Linked DNA regions of Homo sapiens: all the other regions are linked to region 3. Evidence: chromatin contacts called from ENCODE Hi-C data. All regions are on one chromosome and are shown on one strand. The core of a region is the stretch at or near the end of the contact, and the rest is flanking DNA. Distances in the headings are between cores, read along the strand shown. Region 1 holds the start of ARB2A (ARB2 cotranscriptional regulator A). Region 2 overlaps ERAP2 (endoplasmic reticulum aminopeptidase 2). Region 3 holds the start of ARSK (arylsulfatase family member K). Region 4 holds the start of ERAP2 (endoplasmic reticulum aminopeptidase 2).

Region 1 (4,338 bases), core at 1,449-3,948, 1.4 Mb after region 3:
CTTAGCATCTAATTAAGAATATTTTCCTTAATGGATTTTCTTGAGCTGCCAAAATGTTGGCACTGAGTCCTAGTCATGATAAGTAGGTTTAAATTTTATTTTTAACTTAAATGAACAACATGTAGCCTTGTTAGTATTTTTGGAGGTGTCTGTCTGCTGTATGTCACTGAAATCATTTAATGTGAAGGGTGGGAGTAGATTGATAAAAAGATAGATGCCCAAGGAAGTGGTCTGGAATAGGAGGAGGATACGCAAAATATGGTATAGGGACATTTCTTTGATCATCCTAGTGATCAAAGATGGACCAGCTGTTAGCCAGGAGGGAACAAATCTCCTTTCCTTTTTCCTTATCTTAGTAGGATTTTGAAGTGCAAGAGAAGAGAGGTGGGGAGAGAAACTGAAGTTTCTGGCTTCCCTAGAGATGTATAAATTAAAATTATAAACTAACTTGTACAGTTTAGATGACTATGGTTAAAATGAGGGGACATTTTTGTACTATATTGTGTAGTCATCATTGTAATGGTTTCTGCTAAGCTACACATGGGCTGTTGTAATTCTAACAAAACATCTAAGCCCACATACAATTTTTGTTGCTTTCCCTCCTTTCTCCTCACAGATTTGCAGAAGATATTTTTGTGGTCAGCTGAGGCAGGAGTTTACCATTTAGGGTAGAGTAAGGAGAGAAAAGGACTCACTCTGTTTCAGCACATAACCTCTTCATTCTTGATTTTGACATCTTAGGCAGGATTGGACTTGAAAGGATATTTACTCTTTGGCTGTTGTCATACAGCTATTAGTTTCTTTTGCTGAAAAACAAATCACTCCAAAATTTACTGGCTTAAAGTAACAAGAATCATTTTCATTATCTCTAATTGTTTCTGTGGGTCAGGAATTCAGAACTGGGCACAGTGGGGATGGCTCGTCTCTGCTTTATGAAATTTTGGACCCCAGCTGACTCAATGACAGGAACAATCTGAAGGCTCATTCATTCCCATGTAAGTCCAGCTGGAATTGCAGGCTGAAGCACCCATATGTTTGTTCAATAGTTTACTACTGAACAAAGTACATTCCCCTAACCCTTGAGTGGGCCTCTATCCTGGAAATATTGAAAGGTCATGTCACTCATCTTTTGACCAATCTCCATATTTTATGTAAACATTGGTATATTCTCTTAATGGAATGTTACTTTTTTATTCAATTTTCACTAGTTTTCTCACTTACGTTCTATTTCTATTTCAGGATCCAACATTAAAGTTGGTCTCTTTAGGCTCCTCTTGGCTCAGACAGTTTCTCAGACTTTCCTTGTTTTTCATGACTTTAACTGTTTGGAGTAGTACTGGTCAGGTATTTTGTCTGATGTTTTTCTCATGGTTAAACTGGGATTATACATTTTTGGGAGCCTTATCTTTTTAATATAATCTGTCACTGTTGCAAAAGTCCACCAAAATAAAAATGTTTCCCTCCTCTGTTCAACAATCCTTCAGCTTCCCCAATTGTCTGCAGCAGAAAATCAAATTACTCAGCATGACATAGAAAGCTTTTCAGAATCTGGCTGTTGCCTTCCTCTTCAGTATAAAGTGTCACTCTACAAACCATTTGAGTTCTTTCCGGAAATGAAGCCCTAACAGTCTTGCAATGCCCGAGATTCATTCAGGTACTCAGTTCTGGCTAACTCCAGTGGATTCTCTCACCTTTTACTGCTCCTTATCTCCCGCCACTTACTTACACCACTTTCTTCTTGTCCTATACACTTTTCTAGATTTCCCCAATCTATTATTTACCACTGTGATCATTCAGTCATTCAATAAGTATTTATTGTCTACTTTGTGGACAGGCACTGTTGTATGGTTGAGGATACATTAAAAAGACAAGATTATGTCACTACCATCAGTGAGTTTACATTTTAGGGGGCAGGGTACATTTGCAAAGTACAAACAGTGTGGAAGTGAAGTATACCTTAGAGAGTCTGAGATCTCCTCTCTGAAGAACATAACTGTTGGTTTACTTGTCAGCCACCAGACTTTCCTTCTCTTTAGCTGCCTCAGAGGAGAGGGTATCTAACTCAGCTTTGTTACCCCAGCGTCTAGTTTAGCCTAATTCATTAAATTAACAGTTTTGGACTAAATAAATGCTCTGAGAGTACTATCTAAAAATTAAAAATCAGTTGCTTCCATCCCTTTCCCCAGATTTATCCTTGAAATACCTTTCAAACCTGTTTCTGGAAAAAACATTAATATCCGTAAGATTCCCATTTGAGTCAAGTATGATAACGAGAAAACTTTTGTCATTAGGATGCTAATATTAACTTCCTATTTTACATGTCCTAATTCAAAGGTAAATTTAATCTTCCGAATCTAGACCTCCCGGTTTTTCTGGAGTTGAATGGACAGGGTAAAGTCTGACACACTCTGAGTAGCGGAGTGGGGAACTGGCTGTAAGGACATCCTTAGAATAGTTAAAATTCCGCTGGGAAAACGAGGCTTTAGAGTGGCCTCGTCCTCTACGGCTACCCAGGCAGCCTTCACAAGGAAGGGCGACCAGAGTCCGCCAGTGCATAAGAGAACTACACTTAATTCACGCGGGCCTCTTTCTCCAGTCCACCTAATACCACAGGAACCTACCCAGGGCCCGCGCCCCGCCCGTTTCCGGGTTGTCGCCGCCGCTGCCGTCAAGTGCGTAATGACGTATCAATCTCCTGAAGACCCCGGAAGTGCAACTCGAACTTGGTCGGGGCGCGGATCCCGAGAGGGAAAGTCATAACAACCGCACGAGGGAGTTCGACTGGCGAACTGGAAGGCCACGCCTCCTCCCGCCTGCCCCCTCAGCCCTGTGGCTGGGGGCAGAGCTCAGGTAGGACTGCCGTTTGCGGGGATGTGAGCTCCGGGGGCAGGCCCGGGTCGAAATCAGGAGGGGGCTGGCCTGGGTCGGTCTCAGGCGGTGGTCGCTGGCCCTGGGGACCGAGGCTGTCTGGAACCACGCTGCATTCCCTGCGGACACCTCTGACTTGTGTCTGGGCCTCCGCTGATGGGCAGGTCCCATGTTCCATTTCCACTCTCTAGGCGGGAGCGACGTGTGTGTTCCCTGGATGACTTTCCTTATGTCGGGGCGTACGGGATTCTGGGAGTCCCTGGAGACAGAGTAATGGGCCCTCCTCCGCTTTCTTGCGAGTGGAGGTATTGTGGTTGTTGTATTAATTTTTTTTTCTACAAAAAGTATTATTAACTGCCAGCGCTTTACCAGAAGTCATTCACTGCAGAGGGATTAAAGTGCAGTTATAAAATGCTCTCAAAACTTGTAACATGCATGGGCGCGGGTGGGACGTTTCTCTGGGATGCAGTATGAATTAAGTGTTGAATACTTTTGACTTTGAAATAAAGTAAGTATGTTTTGGAAGCAGTCTTCTCTTTCCCTCATCCAGGTGTTTAACATATTCTTATAGTGCTCCAGGGTCTATATCTGTTGGGCCAAGAAACTCGTTGTGTTTGGATATACTGTATTTAATGACATGCAATGTTGTTGCATTTGTCCATTTCTCCCAAATCCTCAAAAAAGCTGTAGAGGGAAAAATTCTCTGGTTTTTATCTACAAGTGCATTGTATATTTATCAAAATATCAGTGCGATTTTTTAATGTAGTACATGACATCGTTTGCATTAACGCATGCCATATACTGCATAACAAATATCTCATTGATAAGGTGTATTCTTTATCCTACAATGCGAGGGACGGTTACACTGTATACATTTAGCGAATGTAGAAACTGAGTAAGAGAGTATTTTTGGATCTGCTTCGTTAAGGCCTCAGTGACAGTGCTGGTACCAGGCTTCTTTCAGAATTTTCAACTAGGCCTTACTTCCACTTAACCAGTGAATCCTACGCTGAAAAGTTAAGGATGCTCTGGATGCTTTCAGGCTATGGCTGCTCCATATGGTAGAATAAATAGTACCAAGGCCAAGAGGGAAATATTATCTATGAAACCATGAGCATCCACTTGTTTATCCATTTAGCAAGTATTTACTGGCAACCTTCAGTGTGCCGGATAGTGTTCAGGTGATGGGAAGACAGCAGTAAACAAAATAGAAAGTCCTTTTGCTCCTGGAACTTACATTCTAGTGGATGGAGACGTATAATTAACAAGTAAATATATAACAAGTAGTGATTAAGAGGTATAGAGAAAGGCAGGGCGCGGTGGCTCACGCCTGTAATCCTAGCATTTTGGGAGGCCGAGGCGGACGGATTGCCTGATCCCTGGAGTTTGAGACCAGCCTGGGCAACACGGTGAACCCCGTCTCTACTAAAATACAAAAAAATTAGCTGGGTGTGGTGGCGTGCGCCTGTA
Region 2 (4,534 bases), core at 496-2,995, 1.3 Mb before region 3:
TCTTTATATGTTTTTTGTTTGTTTGTTTGTTTTGTTTTGTTTTAAGACAGAGTCTCACTCTGTCACCAGGCTGGAGTCCAGTGGTGTGATCTCAGCTCATTGCAACTCCGCCTCCTGGATTCAAGTGATTCTCCTGCCTCAACCTCCCGAGTAGCTGGGATTACAGGTGATCCACCAGACCTGGCTAATTTTTTTTTTTTTTTTTTTTGTATTTTAGTAGAGATGGGTTTTCACCATGTTGGCCAGACTGACCTCAGGCAATTTGCCCACCTCGGTCTCCCAAAGTGATGGGATTACAAGCATGAGCCACCGCACCAGGCCTATAAGTATTTTTGTAAGTAAAAACTATGTATTTGAATATGTCTCAGGATTTTCAAGAAATGCAAGTAAAAAATAGGAGCTGTGAAATAATTTTTGATTGTTGGATTTTGTTTCTTTAACCACAAAATCACACATCAGTTGGACCATAAGTGTGCTTTATAAGGGCACAAAAATATCAAATGAGATAATCAACATGAAAGTGCTTTTTATTCTTTAACTTTGATTTTTTATTTATTATTAATTATTGTTATTATTATTATTATTGAGACAGAGTCTCACTCTGTCACCCAGGCTGGAGTGCAGTGGTGCAATCTCGGCTCACTGCAACCTCCAGCTCCTGGGTTCAAGTGATTCTCCTGCCTTAGCCTCACGAATAGCTGGGATTACAGGCAAGCACCACCATGCCAAGCTAATGTTTGTATTTCTAGTACAGACGGGGTTCCACGAATTGGCCAGGCTGGTCTCAAACTCCTGACCTGAAGTGATCTACCCACCTTGGTGTCCCAAAGTCTTGGGATTACAGGCGTGAGCCATTGTACCCGGCCATGAAAGTGTCTTTAAACTGTAAACTGCTGCAGAAATATTAAACAATATTATTACTGTCCCTGGGACACAAGTGCTTGTAAAAAAGAAAGGATCTCTTCTGTCTACAATGACTTAGGGTTCTTCTAATTACAGGTATGAGTTCTCTGGGTCTAATGGTTCTATAAAAAATTATTTTCTTTGCAGTTGGAAATTTTAAAATATTTTAATAATTATTAGAATCATCTGAATTAACTGAATTTTTCTGCTTTGCCTTTCCTATTATCTACATGAATCCCAAAGACAGACCATAAGTTCTTTAATCAATCATTAACTGCTTATTAATCACTATTATAAGATCAACATATGCTAGGTGCTATCACATTAAAAAAAGAATAGACACAATTTTTGTTCTTAAGCACATTATCATTATTGAACTAATAAAAACAATAAAAGAGGGTACTATTATGTGGAACAGATTATAAGTGCACTGCTAAGAATTTAGCAGACAGGCAAACGAATGAGGGCTGGAACAGTCTGTAAGGAGGAGGTGAAATCTCAGCTGGATCTTAAAAGTTGGGTGGCATTTGAATTGTTGGAAAGAAGAAAGGGCATTTCAGCTAGTAAAGGCACTAGAAATATAGGCACAATGATCTAGAGATTGAGCAAGATTTCTTCTTATAAGAGAGAAGATTAGTTTTGCTCAACAAATATATACACATTGGGGAATACAGTTGACAACCTTAAAATTTGCCAGAGATTAGGTGTTATATGGTAGAAATTACAACATTTTAAAGATTTTAGATCAAGGGAACATAAAAGTGTAGGATTAGTCGTAGAAGAGAAACCAAAGAAAGTCAGGTCAAATAGTGAGCCCCTGGGGCCACCCCAGCGTGACATCCTAGTGTGGTGTTAGAGGAAAAAGGGAAGTGCTGCCTTCTATAGACCATGACAACATAGCAAGCAGAATAAATATGGTTGACTGACAATATATAGCTATTTATAAACATTCACAATTATTCTGTTACTTTCTAGATTAAATAACAGTCTATCGTTACCCAACATATGACTTACATTTGACAGACTGCTCCACAAGTCATCATTCTTAGCATTTCTATAGCTGAACTTCTTTAAGTACTGAATTATTCCTTTCTGGAATTTCTCCTCACCCAGAAAATCCTTGAGCATATTCAAAATACAAGCTCCCTTTAAAAAAAAACAAAAGAGTTGAAAAAAGAGATAAAGAAAATGGTAGTATGGTATGTTTTTAAAGGAAGCTTAAATTTTACGGAACATGTGTGATGTCTGAAAAGTGAACAAATAAAAAGTGAAACAAGTAGCAGGAACTGGCACCAGTGACTTAAACTGCTGATTCTATAGTCATTATTACACTTCTGAAAGCAGAGCTTCCACCTGCACCTGATATTTACTACCTTGTTATAGGAAACTTCATCAAACATTTCCTGTATTTGAGTCGGGGTTTCCGCTGGTTTGGAGATAGGGCGGGATGAATTCAATGAATCTTTTGTAATTACTTCAAAACACACATTCAAAAAATAGTCATCCTAAACAGGGAGAAAAATGTTTAGTTTTAGTTTCTATTTGACACTGTAAAAGCAATAGAAAACATAGTAGGTTTAGTAAGATGTTCTTAGAGGTAAGATTTCAATCGATATTTCTTGGGAGATGTTTCTTTTCTTGTATGTATTCCCCTTTGGCCAAAGGGGAATACATCTTTTTAAAGTTTCTCTACTTTAAAAAGATACAAATCCAATATTCCTTCAGACATTGCCTGAATGTTTATCATGTACCAGCCCTTGAATACAGAAATAAAATAATGGTTTCCATTTAGTGAATACTTGTTACGTGCCTAGACCTATCATCTGCAATCCTGTCAACACCTCTGCAAGGGAGATATGGTATATGCATTTTACAAATAAGAATATATAAAGCTTTGGCATTAAGCCACAAATTCAGTACATACACAGTAACAAGAAGAGCCTAACTTTGAATCCATGTCTGTCTATAGTGTACTGGACTAAATATATATCCCAAAGACCTAATTAACCATTACTAACCACCTTGATATGCAAATTTGTGTAGTGTTCAGACCACTATATTCGTTTTTAAAAAAGACGTACCTGAAGAAATCCCTTCACACATTTTGGGGAAGCCAGCAGACCCTTTGGAAATTCTAGAAAAGTACACCCCCAATGATGTTGATTTCAGGTTACATGCCGAGAACTCTCTATAGTACCTAGTAGCCATGAGCATTCCTGTGCAGATGTATACAAACAGTGATGTTCTTTCCTCTCAACCCACATACACAGTTCTACATTTGTATTAGTTTGCCTTCTCTCTTTACAGACTTTGGGGTGACAGATTTATGTTGATTGTTTTCTAAAACCTTCAATGTTTCATCCAGTTCTGTGATCTGTTTCGTGTATCAAACAAAATGCCATATGTTCAAAAACCACAACATTATGTAGTTTTTCTGTTTAACATTCACTTGAAATTTTAATAGTGAATTGATGATTCTTTACACCATATAGTATGATACACAGAATTGTGAACTTACAAATTGCAGCTCTGGATATGTAGCATTAACAGCGATAAGTTCCATGTATTTTGCAAAACCCTCCTTAAGCCAAATATCATTCCACCATTCCATTGTGACCAGGTTGCCAAACCACTAGGAGGTAAAAACTCAATATTATTAGAAGTTAAACAAATAAAAATTATTAACTTTAGCAAAAAATACAATAGTTACTAACTTTTTTTTTATTAGTTAGGATCTCTCTTCTCTCTTTGCTACCCTTTTCTCTCTGTACAATTTTCTTCTACTGATTTCCTTGCCTTCTTATTCTCACCACCACATTTTTGCTTGGTTTTCTTTTTTCTTTTTTTTGTGTGTTCTCAATGCCCTTAACTCTTCGACTTTCATTCTATCTGCCCAACATTTCCTAGTTATTAGATTTAATATTAAGAAAGAAAATGGAACACTTTATGGAGGTAGTTTTTTTCTTTCCTGCCCAATAAGAACAATCTCACCTTGTCCTTGATATATGATGATGTTCAAGGGAGAAATATAAATCCAAGTGTCCTGGGTGAAGTTATCTTTTTATATTAAGTAGCAGGTACTTAGGAGAATCATAAGAATTCATTTAGGGCTCTCAGGTTGTTATATAATATTACTGAAGAGCAAATTCAGTTGTTAACCTCTGCCCCTGACTTACTTCAGTGGGCCACTAGAAACAATAAAGGTCTAAGATTTAAAAAATATATAAATCAAATAAAAAGGATGCATAAATATAATTGACATATTTACCCTTTACCTATATTTGATCTGTATTATGCATTTTAAATATTACTATTCTTTTATGTGCTTTTATGTTTTATTTATTTAGTCTATATGCCTAATACTGCACATCTAGTGTATGTCTCTAAGATTAAAATCTCTAGACGGACCAAAGCTTCAACAATAAGATTCTAAGATTCAGAAGAGCCTGGTTATAGTTACAGAACAGAAAATTATAAGTCTGTAGCTTCTAGAAACAGTTTAAGCACTATTCCTTTTCTGACAGTCTTCAGATTACTTTACAAGTGGGCAGCAATCTTCTGAAGGGCATTCATGGAAAGGGAGAGGTGTTTCCTCAATTTGAAAACCGGTGAATATAAGAAGTACAGGATA
Region 3 (4,456 bases), core at 1,337-3,836:
AATCACAGTGTCAAGAATCTAACAGCATACCAAACTGGTATAATCATAGAGAGAGGAATTATTTTAAGTTTAAAGACCAACATTTTTACTATATAGTTGAATATACCTAAAACAAAAACTTCAAAGAAACTGTAAGCTGCACTCAGGACTAGCATTATTTCTAGTAATATTACAGTCTTATTTTCAAACACATTGATATATACATATTATATGTTTGGATAAAGCAAATAAGTAATTGCATTAATGCATTTAGACCAAAATATTTGGCATAAAACAAAAAAGATATAAGTATAAAAATCAAAGAATAAACTTGTAATCTTAAATTTGAATGGAAAGTATCAGTATGATCTCACAATTTATTTTTCTCATTCTAAAATATTATATACTTTCTAGATTTGTCCACTGGAAAGGTCTAGATGCAATGAACACCCTAACACTCAGACTGTGGTCTCTAAATACAAGATGGGACAGGAAATATGTATTGTGGACATGGAACTCTGTTAAAGCAAGCTGTCAAATACTAATGGGGATGGGTCAAAAGGACTCAGAACCACCTGAAGGGGCTTCCACTGGCCAAAGATAGGACAGTTTGAATATTAACAAGTATGTGAATGCAAAAATTTTTTTTATTTTTTATTTTTTAAAAATTTTTTTATTTTTATTTTTATTTTTTTTTCGAGACGGACTCTCGCTCCGTCGCCCAGGCTGGAGTGCAGTGGTGCGATATCAGGTCACTGCAAGCTCCGCCTCCCAGGTTCACGCCATTCTCCTGCTTCAGCCTCCCGAGTAGCTGGGACTACAGGCGCCCGAAACCACGCCCGGCTAATTTTTTTGTATTTTTAGTAGAGACGGGGTTTCACTGTGTTAGCCAGGATGGTCTTGATCTCTTGACCTCGTGATCCGCCCACCTCGGCCTCCCAAAGTGCTGGGATTACAGGCGTGAGCCACCGCGCCCGGCCGTGAATGCAAAAAATTTAAGCACAAATATAGAAAAATCTATGCATTCATACTACACTAAAAAAAATAACAAACCTATATATCTCAGTCATCTTTGGAAGTTTCTGGGATGTTGTGATCCACATTCGGATTCCCTTTTAGGAATGAACAATTGCCTCTGCTGAAGACAGCTGCTTTGCCCAACACCATGCCCCATTCTAGGAGCAGCCCACAACCAGTGGCCATCCAACATGCAGGTGGAAAGGTCTGTTCTCCTCACTCCTATTGGAAAGCAGCTCTGAAGCACCATACTAGTTTGAGAACTGTCATTCATAAGATGGCAACAAAATTCAGCTTCTCCTCTGCACAATCCTGCTTCCTTCATTTGCCTTTGATTACAAGAGCACTCTGTAATAAAATGCCATCTAGTCAATTTCCAGTACTGCCCATTCTCTAAGTTTAAATCACAAAGATAACTTTAAGTAATATTTTCAAAAAATCCCATGGGCACATCCAGACTATGTAATTTTAATCATCAGGAATCTACGAGAAAGGAAATACAACATATGATTACAAACACTCTTTAGTGCCAGATATGCTTAACACCAACATCTGTGTGACCACAGTAACACCGAGTGATAATAAACTAATATTACAATTAATAACCAAACAATTGTCTAAGCAGCACTTTTTAAAACATGGATCATCCTAAAAGCATCGCGTAAGGTTGACAGTAGCACCTTTGGCTTGGGAAAGTTTCAAAAACTGTTTAAGTTTGGGATTCAGCCACATTACCAACACACACACATACACACAATTTCTCTGGAATACGGGGGAGTGAATCAAGTTATACCAACGATTCCATTTGAATCAGCACTAACAGGATTATCACAGACCTGGGTAATAAAAATAAACTTTCTTCACTTCTCACCCAAACATGAATTCCTGCAAACTTGAGGTGAACTGGAAAATGACTTTTGGAAAGCTAACACGCTTTTATGGAGATGCAGAATGTTATTTTACCACACAATTAAACCAAACGGGGGTATGGACTGAAAGTTCATTAGTCGTGGTAAAATAATTTAGCGAATCGAGGTCAGTATTAAAAAAAAAAGATCTGCAAAGATGTTTTCAGTGTTTCACTATTGTTTTACATGTTTGCATAGGTATGTGGTGTACGTGTGAGTACACGGGGCCTCACATAAAATGTATTTCTTTCTTTGCATCGGGGTAAAAGGTGTTTGAAAATGTCTCAGGTTCTGCTCCCCAAAGCCTGCAGCACAGGCGGCGGCGGTGAGGTCGCCGATCCCCAGCGGGGCGCCCCTCCCCTGCCTCGCGGTACTTACGAAGGAGTCGCTCACGACCAGCACCACATTGGGCGCTTTGGCTGCTCTCCGCCTCTGCTCCCCTGCTCCGGGGGCCAGTACCGCCAGCGCCAAGGCTGCGACCACCGACACCCACAGCAGTAGCATCGCCGGTAGCGGTTCTGAGAGCCTGCCGCCGGGCCAGCCGCCTCCCTCTGGCGTTCTCTCCCTAGCAGAGCAGGGCAGGGACAGCGAACAACTCCCAAAGCTTGCAGTTTGGTTGCTTGATAGTAACGCCGAGCTTCACCCGCAGAACTACAACTCCTATCAGGCGGAGAGCGCGCACATGCGCAACAGAGAAATTCCCGCTTTTACCCACGTTAAGACCTTTTAATCAAATACCGAGCAAATCAGAACCCAGCCACTTCCAGTCACGTGAATGAGTCCTGGGAAAGGCGCATGCGCTCTCATTGCAGCCTCGGCGTTTGTAGAAGAGGAGCATCTGCTCCAGGTGGGTTTGGATTTCTGTCGGTTTTGCACAAGGGATCCTAAAGGCGATTGAAATGGTACTTAGAGAAAGAAAGGATCGGGGCCGGGGCTGTTCATTTTGGGCCGCGCAAGCGTGGCTGAGTGTTCGGCGAGAGCGTGAACTGGGCGGCGATGAGGTGGCGGCGCGGCTGTCACTTAAGTTGAATAGGGCGGTGCCTTGTGGGGCCTCTGGGTGGACCGCCTCAGGTGCGCCGTGAATGCCTTAGACCCCCCCGAATACCTTCCCAGGGAAATCTCTAGCCTGTCTCATCTTATTGCTTCTCTTACCCCGTGCAGTCAGGATTTACTGTGCTCCCATGGGGCGAGGAGCGGGGCCTAGTAAGAAGTTTCAGGCTGTAGGCAGGGGAAAGCATAGCTGTTCCTTGCCTTCAGAGAGCAAAGGAGATAAGCGAAACTGGAGGGGGAAATGGGCTGTGTGACATGTTCAGTTAGTTGACGTAGGTTCAGAATATCATTGTTTTGCTGCAGAATAAAAACCGGTCTCTTTTGACTGTTGAATTCCTTTGGAGAGTTCTGGAAGAAGCAGATTTCTGTCCCAAAGCCAAATTCCAATTTCTGTATCTAGTTTCGGGTATATAATTTGCACATCACACTAGTAGTTTTAATATTCTGACAGTTAAAAGAGGAGTTATACTACTTACTTAAGTCAACTGAATACTAATATCTGGCAGGTTTTTTTTTGCCTAAGATAATTGTAGTAAGGAACAGATTTGTTTATTTAATACTCACATGGCACTTAGGTGCTGAGCGTTATACTAAGCATTTACTGAGCATCTGCTGCGTGCCACGTACTTTTATATGGAATATTTTCTATAATCCTCACTTTCACCATATTGCAGATAGGAAAACAGGCTTAGAGAGGTTAAATGACTGGCCTGAGTTTACACAGGGAGCCAGTCAGAGCACGACTGAAAATTGAAGAGTCTGTGCCGTAACTCACTAAATGCTCTGTCTGCAGTTAGTTTATCTGTTAGTGTAGCAGAATTGTTACTCAAGCAGCATGATAAAGATCTGCGGGAGCATGCAAAAACGTAAACAGTGTTGGGCGCGGTGGCTCACGCCTGTAATCCCAGCACTTTGGGAAGCCGAGACGGGCGGATCACCGAAGGTTAGGGGTTCGAGACCAGCCTGGCCAGCATGGTGAAACCCCGTCTCTACGAAAAATACGCAAAATACTGGGCGTGGTGGCGGGCGCCTGTAATCCCAGCTACTAGGGAGGCTGAGGCAGGAGAATCACTTGAACCCAGGAGGTGGAGGTTGCAGTGAGCTGAGATCGCACCTTTGCACTCCGCCTGGGCAACAAGAGCAAAACTCCATCTCAAAAAAAAAACAAAAACAAAAAAACCCCTAAACAATAGTCTCAGTTTACATGAGTTTAGATTTCAGGGAAGCAAAACCAAGCATACATGAAATAATAATACAGCACGGAAGGTAATACAAGTGGGCTCTCTCATAAAAACAAATTTGTTTTGAGTTAATTTGGAATGTAGAACGTATTTTCTACCATAGTGACAATATTGACTGACATTTAAATTCATAAAAGTTATATTTAATTTTGTGTCTGATTCCATAAACTGTGCTTACTCTCTACAGCCTTGTTTCCACAGGACATGTACTCTGATGACAGGCTTACAAGAATACATCTTTTTCTTCTTTCTCCCCTTGGC
Region 4 (4,546 bases), core at 891-3,390, 1.3 Mb before region 3:
TATTTTTTTTGAAAGACAATGTGTCACCATGTTGCCCAGGCTGGCCTCAAATTCCTGGGGTCAAGCAATCCTGATGTCTCAGCCTCCCAATTAGCTGGAACCACAGGCACACATGTAATTTTAAGTGTATGCCTGAAAGTAAACTGTGCAAGATGTCTCTATTTTGTCTTCATAAGTCACAAAGAATATTCTATATATATATTCTATATTCTTTGGATACCAGATATTATTATTACTACGAATGGCATTGAACTTCACCTCTTTCAATAACATTATCTGAATGGCCTCATTTTATGGCTACTGGTGTAAAGGTTGCTGGTCAAGGTAGGTATTTATCCCCAGTTTATTTTCAATATGTCAAAAGCCATGGAAATAAATTTTGAGTTTATAATATTCTTACAGAATTTTTTTAAGGTTCGGTTCTTTTCCCTTTACACTACTTTTGAAAGCACAATTAAATCAAACTGAATTTACTACCTTTGTAAATAGAACTAAGTTTCTTTCTTTTTGAAGGGTAAAGCTACAACACATATAAAATTAGGACAAACAGCATAGTTAATTTGGGGGAATCAATTCTTACTGCCACCCTACCACCTGCCTCTACTTACTTCCTTACTGCTCCAACTCAAACCATGAAGGTTTTCTCTGCTACTTCTTCTTTTTATAATCCTTAACAAGTTCTGCAGCATTAATTATCCAAACAATTACTTCAATTTTTCAATTTGCAATATTAATGCAGGTGACAGGTATTGTTAAAGGAACAAAAATAAAATAATATTAAAGATACTTCTCCCTCTTTTTAAAAACAAGCATTAAATTACTGCTACAAATCTCAGTGTTCCAAGAACGTCTGATAAGTACACTCATAATTGGTCTATTAGCTTGAATTTTGGAGGGTTTAAAAAAAATGGAGTGGCTTATTATGTGGGTCTGAGGCTTTGGAATCAGAGTGCCCAGATTCCAACGCTAATTCCACCAACCTCACCTACGTGATCATGGGCAAAGTTTTTTACTTTTTGAGCTTCATTTATCTCAACCATAAAACAGTGTAATAATTATACCTTCCTCATGCTGGGATGATTAAATGAAATAATTCATGTGAAGAAGTTGGCACAGCACAGCATGGAGCATATAGGAAGTAAGTAATTAGTGTTGGATATGAAATTATTATTGAGGTTATAACTTGCATTCAATGGCCAAAATGAAGGAGTAGCTCGCCCCCACTTGTAGCAGACACTCCTAGAGATGTACTTGATTGATAAGAGTAGAGAGAAAAGCTTTACTCACACAGTCTTTAACTTTAGAACTAGTAAGGGTTGTAAAGGCCAGCTAGTACAAGTCCTTAGTGTTCAGATAAAGAAACAGGACCGGGCACAGTGACTCAGGTCTGTAATGCCAGCATTTTGGGAGGCCAAGGTGGGCAGATCACCTGAGGTCAGGAATTCGAGACCAGCCTCACCAACATGGTGAAACCCTACCTCTACTAAAAATACAAAAATTAGCCGGGCATGGTGGCACATGCCCGTAGTCCTAGCTACTCGGGAGGCTGAGGCACGAGAATCGCTTGAACCAGGGAGGTGGAAGTTGCAGTGAGCCGAGATCGTGCTGCTGCACTCCAGCCTGGGCGACAGAGCGAGGCTCTCTCTCAAAATAAATAAATAAATAAATACATAAATTAAATTAAATAAACAGATGAAGGAACAGGATGGTGACTTCTCAAAATCCACACAGGAAGTCTGAAACAGAATCAGGACTAAAACATAGCTCTTTGCCCTTTGGTCTGGTGGGCTTTCTATTATACTGCACTGTACCTTAAATAGCAATGCAGTGAACAAAACATCCTGGGATTGAAGAGGCAAGAATTGTCACAAACGCTTAGAAAAGACAAAAAGATCTCTGAAAGAGAGTCAGTGCAGCAGCGTCTTAGATCAAGTCCCAGCCTCAACTGCATACACTTTCTAATACAGCCGCGCCCAATTCACCCCAGTCCCCCAGAACCTTGCCTTAGATTACAAAACCTTCTCAACACAGCAGTTCTATACCTTCAGTTCATTATTCTTATTGAAAAAATCTAATTTTAAGACAAACCCAAGAGAAATGTTGATACGTTACCTTAAATCATGCTGCTGCAGATTTGACTGAAGGGGAATTTACTTTTGCTTTCACTTTCTGTTCTAAGATTCAGAACTTTGCATGCTTCCTGAGTACAGTAAGTACTAGCTGGTTCATTATCACGCAGGTGTGAATGGAGCTTAGGATAAGAGCTTTATTTCAAAAAGGACAAGAAACTTTTTGTAGAATGCACAAATAAGTGGCTTTGGAGTAGAAGCCAAACCATGGAAAGAAAGGATCGCCAGTGGCTGCCACTTCTGCTGTTATCACCTCCCTTCCCTTGTCCCCAGGGTAAAGCCTTCAGAACATAGTTTATGTTTTTTAGTGCCAAGTTGTTGTCTTAGGAATTGATCTTGAACTTCTCCTTGTGCTGCATCCTCAGTGCTATGAAATCTGACTTCTGCCCATCCACCCCACAAACGTAACTCCAAGCTTACCAAACACCTCCCGGGCAGCTTCTGTGATCTTTATCAGAGGTGATTATTCTCAGATTTTCCATGTCTGTAACCACCCTGTCTCCTTGGGCACGAGGGGACTGTATCTCATGCTCATCTCTTTGATCTCTCTTTATCTGCCTGTTTGAGTTGGGCTTCAACTTCCTCTCTGCTCTGAATACAGACCTTCCACAAAGATGAAACCTCTGGCCTTTGCTCTGCCCTCTCTTTATCCTTTCCAGTACCCAGATTTAGCATTTATCCCCATTCATCCCACATTGCTCCCATTGTGATCCCTCCTTCAAGGGTTCTGCTGCTGTAATTCCAACAGCCTGATGGACCAACAGTACATGGATGTCTAACCCTAACCTGAACCAGAACCCTGACAACTCAAATAGTGTTTTCTTTCCCCAGATAAACACCCTTTGCTTTATATGCTTCCAGCCTTCTTCCATTATCTAGGATTGAACCATATAGTTAGTTACTTTGATTCTGTCCCTCTCCAATTTGTTACCAAAGCCTGTTGATTTTTCCTTTTCTTTTCTTTTTTTTTTTTTTGAGATAGGGTCTCACTCTGTCACCCAGGTTGGAGTGCAGTGGTGCCATCCCAGCTCACTGCAGCCTTGACTTCCTGAGCTCAAATGATCCTCCCACCTCAGCCTCCCAAGTAGCTGGGGCTACAGGCATCCACCACTACACCCAGCTAATTTATTATTTTTTTTTTATAGATGAGGTCTTCCCATGTTGCTCAGGCTGGTCTCAAACTCCTAGGCTCAAGTGATCCTTCTGCCTCAGCCTCCCAAAGGATTGGGATTACAGGCATGAGACACCGCAACTGGCCTTTTTGAATCATTTTCAATCTCTTTCTATCCAACTAAGAAAAAATCCCACCGCTTATTAAAGTAGTCCAGGTCCTCATCCTTCCTCACAATGGCCTTCAATCATGTCTTCCCAGCTTCTCAAGCTCAGCTTCTTGCAGTTACTTGTACGATGCCACCAGATTAATCCTTTCAACTACTGCTCGACCATGCCTCCCCCACTGCTCAAGATCTTTCCTTGATTTCCCCATTTACAGAGGGGCAAGTCCTAGTGTGGGAACCATAGTGGCCTACTGGCAGCCTATATGCCAGCCTATAGTTGTTTTGTTTGAATCACAGTCTATTAAATGGCAATACATCCATACAATTTCTATTGTCAAGTGAAATATAACAAGCTTAGCTCTTATCATGTTGCAGACACTCTTCATAGACTTGTATCATGTGCCTTGTCCTGCTGTGGTTTGTGTTTGCAACCTATGTTTGGCCCAATAGCACATGTTGCCATGATTAGATCCTAGTTAAGTCTCAAGCTTTAATTTTTCCACCTTTCTACATTTTATTATTTCAACCTGAAAGAACAAGTCGATAAAGTAGAAGGGGCAGAAAGGAAGGCAGTAGCCTACACCTAAGGCCCGAAACATAAGACTGAATGGGGTCCCTCAGAGCTGCATTTCATGTAGTGAGAGGGGCACCACAGGAAGGGGGATGGCTGGAAGCCAGTGAGTGGGAAAAAGAAGGGGACAAAGACGACAAAGAAGAGGAGGCCCCAAGGGCTTATCTACGGACTCTAACTCTGCAGGGCGTGGGGGCAGGTAGAAGAGGTATAGGAGGCTGGGAGTATTTCTGTGATATTCCTTGTCACAAGATCCAGCCTAGCTGTGGGTATGTGGGCGAGTGCATGTGTGTTTTCAGAGCTCTCTCCTGCCCACTGGAACAGAAGTGGTGATGGAGAATGAAGAAACAGGCTATGGAATTGAGCTGCAGAATCCTAGAAGTGAAAATTGAGCCAGATTCAAGTACTTGTAGCTTATTTAAAAGAGTTTCTCAGCAAAATGGGCTCCTAACTTTTCTTTTCTTTCTTCTTTCTCTCTCTCTTTCTTTCTTTCTTTCTTTCTTTCTTTCTTTCTTTCTTTCTTTCTCTCTCTCTTTCTTTCTTTCCTTCCTTCTTTTTTTTTTCTTTTC

What was found. A loop is a pair of places that touch in the nucleus more often than their neighbours do. Pooled maps may share reads with other maps.
Region 1: a map of CD8-positive, alpha-beta T cell shows a loop between it and region 3 (9-fold over the local background). The contact joins the promoter of ARB2A here to the promoter of ARSK in region 3. A Hi-C loop is called at or near these places in 2 of 168 maps with a recorded cell type or tissue (CD8-positive, alpha-beta T cell and naive thymus-derived CD4-positive, alpha-beta T cell) and 13 of 50 pooled maps.
Region 2: a loop to region 3 is called in a pooled map, with 7 times the contacts of the local background. The contact joins the enhancer-like site here to the promoter of ARSK in region 3. A Hi-C loop is called at or near these places in 5 of 50 pooled maps.
Region 4: a loop to region 3 is called in a pooled map, with 6 times the contacts of the local background. The contact joins the promoter of ERAP2 here to the promoter of ARSK in region 3. A Hi-C loop is called at or near these places in 5 of 50 pooled maps.

Annotation. Positions count from the first base shown.
Region 1 is chr5:94,110,023-94,114,360 of GRCh38, reverse strand. It overlaps ARB2A (ARB2 cotranscriptional regulator A), which reads left to right and starts at 2,698. Exons shown (of 11, transcript NM_032042.6): 1 at 2,698-2,850. LOC105379087 (a long non-coding RNA gene) reads right to left here and starts at 2,659. Exons shown (of 7, transcript XR_001742441.2): 1 at 2,622-2,659; 2 at 1,957-2,036; 3 at 696-806.
Region 2 is chr5:96,894,247-96,898,780 of GRCh38, reverse strand. ERAP2 (endoplasmic reticulum aminopeptidase 2) reads right to left here. Exons shown (of 19, transcript NM_022350.5): 7 at 3,422-3,535; 8 at 2,277-2,408; 9 at 1,918-2,049. It also overlaps a transcript of ERAP1 not described here. Among named protein-coding and RNA genes, the nearest start is that of ERAP2, 20 kb to the right of the region's middle. RefSeq lists an enhancer at 1,596-1,655. Within about 2 kb of position 1,745, at least 8 of the 41 ENCODE cell types and tissues checked have a DNase peak (open chromatin) inside an H3K27ac peak, as active enhancers do.
Region 3 is chr5:95,553,231-95,557,686 of GRCh38, reverse strand. ARSK (arylsulfatase family member K) reads right to left here and starts at 2,586. Exons shown (of 8, transcript NM_198150.3): 1 at 2,283-2,586. The coding sequence starts at 2,408. It overlaps SKIC3 (SKI3 subunit of superkiller complex), which reads left to right and starts at 2,710. Exons shown (of 43, transcript NM_014639.4): 1 at 2,710-2,751.
Region 4 is chr5:96,874,094-96,878,639 of GRCh38, reverse strand. ERAP2 (endoplasmic reticulum aminopeptidase 2) reads right to left here and starts at 2,140. Exons shown (of 19, transcript NM_022350.5): 1 at 2,113-2,140. It also overlaps a transcript of ERAP1 not described here. RefSeq lists enhancers at 1,242-1,451, 1,822-2,031, 2,202-2,351, 2,372-2,501.